Linked DNA regions of Mus musculus: region 1 is linked to region 2. The links are chromatin loops, found by intact Hi-C in ENCODE. Cell type or tissue: gastrocnemius. All regions are shown on one strand. Region 1 overlaps Vmn2r58 (vomeronasal 2, receptor 58). Region 2 has its middle 110 kb from the start of Zfp788.

Region 1 (5,000 bases), 95 kb after region 2:
CCCTCCTGATTCATAATCAGGGGAAATCATCCCAATTTCTAAATATTTATCAATTTCTTTCTTCTTCAAAGGCTTAATGTTCTTGTCATACTAGCCTTTCACTTGCTCACCTTTAATTACAGCAAGATATTTTATATTATTTGTGGCTATTGTAAAGGTTGTTGTTTCCCTAATATTTTCTTAGACAATGTACTGTTTGTTTAAAAGAGGGCTTTTAAAATTTTTGACGTTGTTTTATTTAACCAGTTTTGTAAAGATGTTTTTCAGCTGTAGAATTTCTTTGGTAGAATTTCTGGGTTCACACATGTATTTTATCATACCATCTGTGAATTGTCATTATTTAACTTCTTCCATTCTAGTTTGTAGTTCCCTTTATTTCTTTTAGTTTTCTTATTGGTCTAGCTAGAACTTCATGTACTATATTGAGTAAATATGTAGACAGTGTAAAGCCCTGTTTTGTATCTAATTTCAATGGAATTTTTAATAAATTAAAAAAATAGTTTCTCTCCACTAATTTAATCTTGGCTGGAGTCTTACTTTATATTGTGTTTCCTATGGTCAGTGACTCACCTTGGATCCTGGACTTTTCCAAGGCTTCTGACATAAAGGGGTTTTGGATTTTGATAAAGAATTTAACAGCATCTAGTGAGATAATAAAGTGAATTTTTTTCAGTTTATATATGGTAGAATACCTTTACAACTTCTTATATATTGAACCTTCCCTGCATCCCTGAGATGAATCCTATATGATGATGATGGATGATGTTTGTGTTGCCATCTTGTACCCAGTTTGTGAATATTTTAATGAGTATTTTGACATCAAAGTACATTAGAGAAAGTAGTCAGAATTTCCCTTTCCTTGTTAAGTCTTTGTGTGACTTAGGTATTGATGTGACTGTGGCCTCATAGAATGGGTGTGGCAATGTTACTTCTGTTTCTATTCAATGGAATTGTTTGAGGAGTATTGGTCTTAGCTCTTCTTTGAAAGTTTGGTCGAATGCTGTGCTAAAACCATCTTGTCCTGGGCCTTTTTGTTTGGTAAACTTTTAATCACTACTCATATTTTCTTAGAGGTTATAGAAATGACTAAATGAGTTCCTGGACCTTGATTTAATTTTGGCAAGTGGTGTCTCTCTAGAAAGTTATCCATTTTGTGTGAATTTTCAGATTTTGTGGAGTGAATGCTTTTGGAGTAGCACTTAATTATTCTTGGTATTGCCTCAGTGTTTGATAAAAAGCCAGCCTTGGCTTGAAGAGGGGTTGTTGGAGAAGGGGTATCTGAGATTACCAAAACTTATGATATGAGAGTCAAATCATAAATTCCAAGCTGATACATTATCTTCTGCTTGATATTGCTCACTAGACAGCCTTCTATATATAGCTCTTCTGTCTGTAGTTTTTCTCATGACAACTCCATCCAAGATGGCTGTCTATTTGAGACAGCTTTCTCTTGCTATAAAATATTTGTAAATACTATATGGATATCTCAAAGTTTTTTTTTGACCAAAGTGACAAAAGCTTGTATCAACATATTCATGGGTTTTCTAACCAAGTCAGAAATATTGTTAGAGAATATCAAGTAACATTACTTAATATGGGATACAGAGCTAAAAAAATGAATTTTCAGCTGAGGAATACTGAATGGCTGTGAAGCACCTAAAGAAAAGTTCAACATTCTTAGTAATCATGGAAATGCAAATCAAATCAAAGCAACCCTGAGGTACCACCTCATACCAGTGAGAATGGCTAAGATCAAAACTCATGTGACAGCAGATGGTGGTGAGGTTGTGGAGAAAGAGGACAACTACAGACTTCTTATCAGAGACTATGAAAGCCAGAAGATTATGGACAGATGTCATACAGAGGCTAAGAGAACACAAATGCCAGCCGAGGTTACTATACCCAACAAAACATTCAATAACCTTAGATGGAGAAAACAAAGTATTCCATAAAAAACAAATTTACACAATATCTTTCCATGAAACTAGCTCTTCAAAGACTAATAAAGGGAAAACTCCAAGACATGTTAGGGAAACTACAACCTAGAAAAAGCAAGAAAGTAATCTTTCAACAAACCTTAAAGAAGATAGCCAAATGATTAGAATTCCAGTTCTAACAACAAAAATAACAGGAAGCAAAAATTACTTTTCTCTTACCATCAGTCAATTCCCTAACAAAAAGACATAGACTAACATTCTGGCTATTTAAAGAGAACCCAACATTTTGCTGCATACAGGAAACTCACCTCAGGGATAAAGAGAGACACTGCCTTAGATTAAAAGGCTGGAAAACAATTTTCCAAGAAAATGGTCCCAAAAAACAATCTATAATACTCATTGTAATATTGAATAAAATCAGCTTTCAACCAAAAGTTATCAAAAAAGATAAGGAGGGACACTTCGTATACATCAAAGGAAAATTTACCAACATGAACTATCAATTCTGAATATATATGCTCCAAATGCAAGGGCATCCACATTCATTAAAGAAACTTTACCAAAGCTCAAAACACATATTGCAAGGCACACAATAATAGCGGGAGATTTCAACACACCACAAACATCAATGGACTGATCATGGAAACAGAAACTAAACAGAGACAAAGTGAACCTAACAGAAATGATTAAATGAATGGTTTTTAACAGCTTTCTATAGAACATTTTATCCTAAAACAAAAGGATATATCTTTTTCTCAGCACCTCATGGTACCTTCTCCAAAAGTGACCATATAATCTGTCACAAAACATTCCCCAAAAGATACAAATCTATTGAAATAATCCCATACATCCTATCAAATCACCACCGACTATTGCTGATCATCAATAACAACATAAATAATACAAAGCCCCCACACACATGGAAGTAAAATAACACTCTATTGAATGATAACTTGATGAAGTCAGAAGTAAAGAAAGAAATTAAAGACGTTTTAGAGTTTAATGAAAATGAAGCCACAGCATATCCTAATTTATGGGACACAATGAAAGCAATTCTATGAGGAAAACTCATAGCTTTGAGTGCCTCCAAAAAGAACCTGGAGAGAGCATCCACTAGCAGCTTGACAGCACACCTAAAAGCTCTAGAAGAAAAGGAAGCAAATTCACCCAAGAAGAGTAGCCAGCTGGAAATAATCAAACTCAGAATTGAAATCAACTAAGTGGAAACAAAAAGAACTATACAAAGAATGAACAAAACCTTTCAAGAATACCAATAAAATGGATAAACACTTTGCCAGACTAACTGGAGGGCATGGGGACAGTATTCTAATTAACAAAATCAGTAATGAGAAGGGAGATATAACAGAATCTGAGGAAATCCAAAAAAATCATCAGAACCTACTACAAAATTCTATAGTCATCACAACTGGAAAACCTGTATATAATAGACAATTTCTATACTGATACCACATATAAAAGTTAAATCAGGATCTGATTAATGATCTAAACGATTCCATATTTCCTAAAGAAATAGAAACTGTCATTAATAGTCTCCCAACCAAAGAAAGCCCTTGGTTTAGTGCAGAGTTTTATCAGATCTTAAAAGAAGACCTAATTCCAATTCTCCTCAAACTGTTCCATAAAATAGAAACCGAATGTACTCTACTCATTTCATTCTAAGAAGCTACAGTACTCTGATACCTAAACCACATAAAGACGCAACAAAAAAAAAGAGAACATCAGACCAATTTCCCTTATGAATATCAATGCAACAATACTCAATAAAATTCTCACAAACACAAGCCAAGAACACATCAACACGATCATCCATCATGATCCAGTAGGCTTTATCCTAGGGATACAGGGATGGTTTAATATATGGAAATCCATAAATGTAATCCAGTATATAAACAAATTCAAAGACAAAAATCACATGATCATGTCATTAGATGTTGAGAAATCATTTGACAAAATCCAACACCTATTCATGATAAAAGTGCAGTGTAACCATAAAAGCCCATGAAACATCTGATCAGTCACTCACATCCTTTTCACAAGCTCTAAGTTTCTACACAAATGCAAGTTCCAACTCAGTCACCGTTTGTAGTTGTCCAGAGTAAGTTGATAGATTTTCTCTCATGTAATAAAATGATTATATATTAAAATAGAAGGAAGTTCTGTTGTCATTTGAAACCACTGCATGTTATTTCTGATCACTAGAAATAAGAACTTCTTAAATTGAATCTTAGAGACAGTTTGATCTAATATTGTTCACTTTACATTGTAGAATATAATAGAATATCCTAGAGTCCAAAATCAAATAAATCAATCACATGATTTGTTTTTAAATGAAAGAAGGACAAAATGACTGAACATTGTTACACATCTTCAACAGCAGCACATTGTATACAGAAAAAGTACTTTATACCCATCAGGTTATGCCACACTAATATAATCACGGGACAAAAGCCCAACAAGAGACTCTACTAAAACAATGTTACAAAAACCATTTAATGTATCTAAAACATGAAAGAAAACTAATCATTTTATTACAGAGAGTTTAACACAATAACAAAAAGAACTATGAGCATACACAATCACATGCTATAATACCAGAATAAGACATTTAGAATGCTGTGACACTGGTGTAAACCATAATATTTAATTTACAATCATAGATAAGTTTTAATTTTTAAGTAAATAAATTGATGTTCCTCCTTGAATGTTTTTTGTGCCTGACATTGTGACAGGAGTTTTTTTCAGGCCTTAACAAAATGATGTAGCACTTGGGGGCAAAAATCAATATAAAGAGTGCTACACTGGAAGCTAAAATGGAGAACACTTCCATAACTACCATGACTTTCCCCTTACTGCTATGGTAGACAGGGAGGAAAGTGATCCAAACACAGAAGAATACCTGCATGCTGAATGACAGGAACTTGGCTTCATTGAATGTGTCAGGCAAATTCCTGGACAAGAAGGCCATGGTGTAGCTACCAAGTGCTAAGGAGCAGAGGTATCCCAGTACAGTGTGGAAGGCAACTGTTGAACCCATGTTGCATA
Region 2 (5,000 bases):
GTTACTGTTGTAGAACAGTAGTATTTAGATTTTCCAAAGTCTATCTTTCCCTATCCAATCTCAGGTGTTTGGCTACCTAGGCATTGTCATATGAAGTGGGCCTCTATTTGAATCAGATAGTGGGTTGATATTTCCACACATTTTGAACCTCTACTGTACGTATGCTGAGGGCAGGTCACCATCTTAGACTGCAGCATTAAAAGCTGTGTTTCTTTTTTCTTTTTTCCTCTAGTAATACGCAGAATGCTCCTGAATACTGTGAAATCTAGTCAATGGTGGTAAAGGCTTTAAGTAGGTGCCAATATCAATTATCTATGCTCAATGAATTATGAGCTGCTGTCTTGAGCTATTGTGTAGAGCAACTGATTACCTTGACAATAACCTGAGTTGTAGGGATTCTCATGGATCCCCTTTGGCCAAAAATTATTTGCAACTCATTTGACAATAAAGCTCTCTTTTACTGACTAGAGATGTCCTTTTGGATTTTGGTTTTACCATTATTTTATCATTATTTAGGGATTCCAATTAAATTTTGTTATACACATACACATACACACAATACACATACAAACACACACACACATAAAACTTAGTAACTTCAACTGTATTTGTTTTCAAATACAATCCCTCAAATGATCTCTAGATTTAGCTCTTTATTCCCATATTCCCTTCTGTATTCACTTTTTCTTTCCATTCCTCATTTATTTCTTTCTATAACAGTCTTGCATCCCATCCATCCATAACTATACATTTTATTTCTGCTTCCTAGGGTAATTTTTCATACTCCCAGGGAATTATTTTATACATAACATCAGCGGCTATAGGTATTATTGCTTGTTGCATAAATACTTAACAGATAAATCCTCATGTAACTGAATAGACAACACTTTTATCTTTTTTGTCTGATTATCTCACTCAGGATAATTTTTTCTTCTAGCATCATTAATTTACCTTGTAAATTTCATAGCATGCATAAGATTCAAGATTCCCTCTAACTGTCCTGCTTCACTTCAATCAAAACAGTAAACTCAAGATCATATGATCATTCTCCAATGCAAAGATCTTCAGAAATCTGTGATGCAATGCACATAATCCCTAGGGAAATATCTGAAAATCACATTTCTGATATGACCCATTATGAATAAAATCACGTTCTTTAAATATTTTCATATATTATGCTAATTTGACATTTGGATTTCTTATGTAATTTCAATAATGAATGTCACCCATACAGATGAAGATTTTTAAACCTTAAAGAATGTGATAATTATCATTAACTCATCAAGACCAATATGTCTATGATATATAAACAGTATTAACAGAATGTTTGACACTTATTACATAGATTAATATCGAATCATGTCTTATGACAACTAAGAAAAGTAAAATTATGTCATGTAAATGCATTATTGATGTTAGTTGAATGATAAACTAGAGATATCTACATATACTTGATCTACTGAAACTAAACACATTGAAATGAAAAAAAATTGCCAGTTCTTGGCCAGGAGGTTCACCTTAGAAAAATTTTTTTATCAACATGCATGCAGTAAAATAATTCTTGTACAGAGTAGATGAATCCAGAGAACTAGGTGAAGAGAATTAAGGTAGGATATTGGATAGGAATAGAAAAAGGTAAATCAACCATGTATGACATCTAAGTCATTCATCAGATTGTATATTTAGACACGGAAAATTTTTATAAAAAAGTATTTCTTTTAAAAAAATTATTTCATTTTAACTTCCCATAATTTATTATTTTATTCTTGATCCGTCTATTGAGAATTCTCTGCTTAACTCTATATCCCATTTTTTAAAAAAATCTATCCCTCCATCTTTATTTCAACGTTTTTTTTTTTTTTTTTTTTTTTTGCCGTTTAACCTACTGGGCTTTTAAAGAAAGGTTTCTAAAGAAACAATGAAACTTTCATCAGGATTCAGCAACCATATCGGACATAAACTGAAATATACAGTCAGGGATTTGTTTCTCAATCCAGGGGAAGGGCGCCGGTGGGGGTGGGCGGGAGACCGAGGAATCCAGATTGTTAGGAGCCGAGTGTTTATCTAGGACATGTGCAGGGGGTGGGAGTGGAGAGGGGCGCATTAGGACCGTGACTTTGGTTCGTGTTCGAAATTCTTCCTAGTCCAAGTCAACAGAAAGCCACAGATGAACCGCTGCTCTGTCGCAACCCTCCTCACCGACAGGAACTCTCTGTATTGGACTGTAAGGTTTTGGTACAACAGGAACAATTTAGAGAGGGCATGCTGTTCTTTTGGAGTGCGACCCGAGCCTAAACCTTTCTGAGTCCCAAGCAGGGACAGAGAGTGGCCCAGCAGCCAGCGGCAGGCTGGAGGCAGGCGGCCTGGCCACCTTGCTGTGAACCCAGGGGTTAGAGCACAGCTCCTGACCCTGGAGATCCGCCCTCATCTAGCCCGGGGTCCTCCCAACCTCCACCACGGACACGTGACCAACCTCCCCAGAGCGAGCGAGTGCGCAGAAAGGCTTGCAGCAGAGCTGTGGTGGGCACGCAAGGCTCAAGCCAAGCCCTCTGACCTCGGTGCGCTGCAGTGGGGACTTAGACCATCGGGAGAGATCGGGTTGGGAGATAGTTGCCCACTCACCCACCCCCGCCAAGCATGGAAGGGCGCGTCTGGGTCCCCCTTATTCCATTTTGTAATTGGCATATTTTACTTGTTGGTACCTAATTTCTTGAGTTCTTTGTAAATTTTGGAGATTAGACCACTGTTGAATGTACGGTTGGTGAAGACCTTTTTCAATTCTCCACGCTGCTGTTTTATACTATTAATGATGTACTTAGCTTAGCAAAGCTTTTAAATGTCATGAGGTCAAATTTATTAATTGTTGATCTTAGTCCCTGGGCTATTGTTCTGTTCACCATGTTGTCTCTTGTACCAATGATGTCAAGGCAGTTCTCCAATTAATCTTCTATTATATTTACTGTGTCAGGTATTATGTCGAGTTCTTTGATCCATTTGTAGGTGAGTTATATGCAGGGTGATACATATGGCTTTATTAGTTTTCTCCTACATACAGACATCCAGTGAAACCAGCACCATTTGTTGAAGATGCTCCCGTTTTTACATTGTTTAGTTTTGACTTTGTCAAATATCAAGTGTCCTTAGATATAAAGGTTTAGTACTGAGTGTTTGATTCTATTCCACTGATCAAGTGTAGGTTTTTATGCTAACACCATGTAGTTTTTACTACTATTGCTCTGTAGTATAGCTTGGAATCAGGGATGGTGATACTTTTAGAAGTTCTTTTCCCATACAGGATTGTTTTACATACCCTGGGTCTTTTTTTCACATGAATTTGAGAACCAGTTTTTCAAGGTCTGTAAAAATTATTGTGAAATTTTGGTGGGAATTGCATTGAATCTACAGATTGCTTTTAACAAAACGTCTGTATTTACTATGTTAACCCTCCTGATCCACAATCAGGAGAAATCATCTTAATTTCTAAATATTCATCAATTTCTTTCTTCAACAAAGGCTTAATGTTCTTGTCATACTGGTCTTTCACTTGCTCACCTATAATTACAGCAAGATATTTTATATTCTTTGTGGCTTTTGTAAAGGGTTTTGTTTCCCTAATATTTTCCTAGCCTAGGTACTCTTTCTTTAAAAGACGGCTTTTTAAATTTTTTGACTTTATTTTGTTTAACCAGTTTTGTAAAGGTGTTTTTTAGCTGTAGAATTTCTGGATTCACATATGGATTTTATCATACCATCTGTGAATTGTCATTCTTTAACTTCTTCCATTCTAATTTTATCTCCCCTGATTTCCTTTAGTTTTCTTATTGCTCTAGCTAGAACTTCTGTAATTTTTCTCATGACAGCTCCCTCCAAGATGGCTGTCTATTTGAGACAGCTTTCTCTTGCTATAAAATATTTGTAAATACTATCTGGATATCTCATAGATTTTTTTGACCAAAGTGACAAAAGCTTCTATCAAAAAATTCATGGGTTTTCTAACCAAGTCAGAAATCTTGTTAGAGAAAACCAAATAACCGTATTTAATATGGGATACAGAGCTAAAAAAAAGAATTCTCAGCTGAGGAATACTGAATGGCTGAGAAGCACCCAAAGAAAAGTTCAACATCCTTAGTAATCAGGGAAATGCAAATCAAATCAAAGCAACCCTGAGGTACCACCTCATACCAGTGAAAATGGCTAAGATCAAAACTCATGTGACAGCAGATGCTGGCGAAGTTGTGGAGAAAGAGGACCCTTCCAGACTTCTTATCAGAGACTATGAAAGCCAGAAGATTATGGACAGATGTCATACAAAGGCTAAGAGAACACAAATGCCAGCCGAGGTTACTATACCCAACAAAACATTCAATAACCTTAAATGGAGAAAACAAAGTATTCCATATAAAACAACTTTACACAATATCTTTCCATGAAACTAGCTCTTCAAAGACTAATAAAGAGAAAACTCCAAGACAAATTAGGGAAACTACAACCTAGAAAAAGCAAGAAAGTAATCTTTCAACAAACCTTAAAGAAGATAGCCAAATGATTAGAATTCCAGTTCTAACAACAAAAATAACAGGAAGCAAAAATTACTTTTCTCTTACCATCAGTCAATTCCCTAATAAAAAGACATAGACTAAAATTCTGGCTATTTAAAGAGAACCCAACATTTTGCTGCATACAGGAAACTCACCTCAGGGATAAATAGAGATACTGCCTTAGATTAAAAGGCTGGAAAATAATTTTCCAAGAAAATGGTCCCAAAAAACAATCTATAATACTCATTGTAATATCGAATAAAATCAACTTTCAACCAAAAGTTATCAAAAAAGATAAGGAGGGACACTTCATACACATCAAAGAAAAAATTTACCAAGATGAACTATCAATTCTGAATATCTATGCTCCAAATGCAAGGGCATCCACATTCATTAAAGAAATTTTACCAAAGCTCAAAACACATATTGCATAGCACACAATAATAGTGGGAGATTTCAACA

Evidence for each region. Hi-C counts contacts between places; a loop is a spot of excess contacts. Peaks named below come from ENCODE experiments on the same cell type or tissue, not always from the same donor. Only the 100,000 strongest peaks of a DNase experiment are listed, where the experiment ranks them.
Region 1: it touches region 2 in a loop (2.8-fold over the local background); 11 of 42 quality-filtered maps call a loop at or near these places.

What each region holds. Positions count from the first base shown.
Region 1 is chr7:41,832,252-41,837,251 of GRCm38, forward strand. It overlaps Vmn2r58 (vomeronasal 2, receptor 58), which reads right to left. Exons shown (of 6, transcript NM_001105055.1): 6 at 4,630-5,000. The coding sequence ends at 4,630. Among named protein-coding and RNA genes, the nearest start is that of Vmn2r58, 38 kb to the right of the region's middle. In gastrocnemius, no CTCF peak of the experiment used is centred here; no DNase peak of the experiment used is centred here.
Region 2 is chr7:41,737,645-41,742,644 of GRCm38, forward strand. No RefSeq gene overlaps it. Among named protein-coding and RNA genes, the nearest start is that of Zfp788, 110 kb to the left of the region's middle. In gastrocnemius, no CTCF peak of the experiment used is centred here; a DNase peak (open chromatin) is centred at 2,413.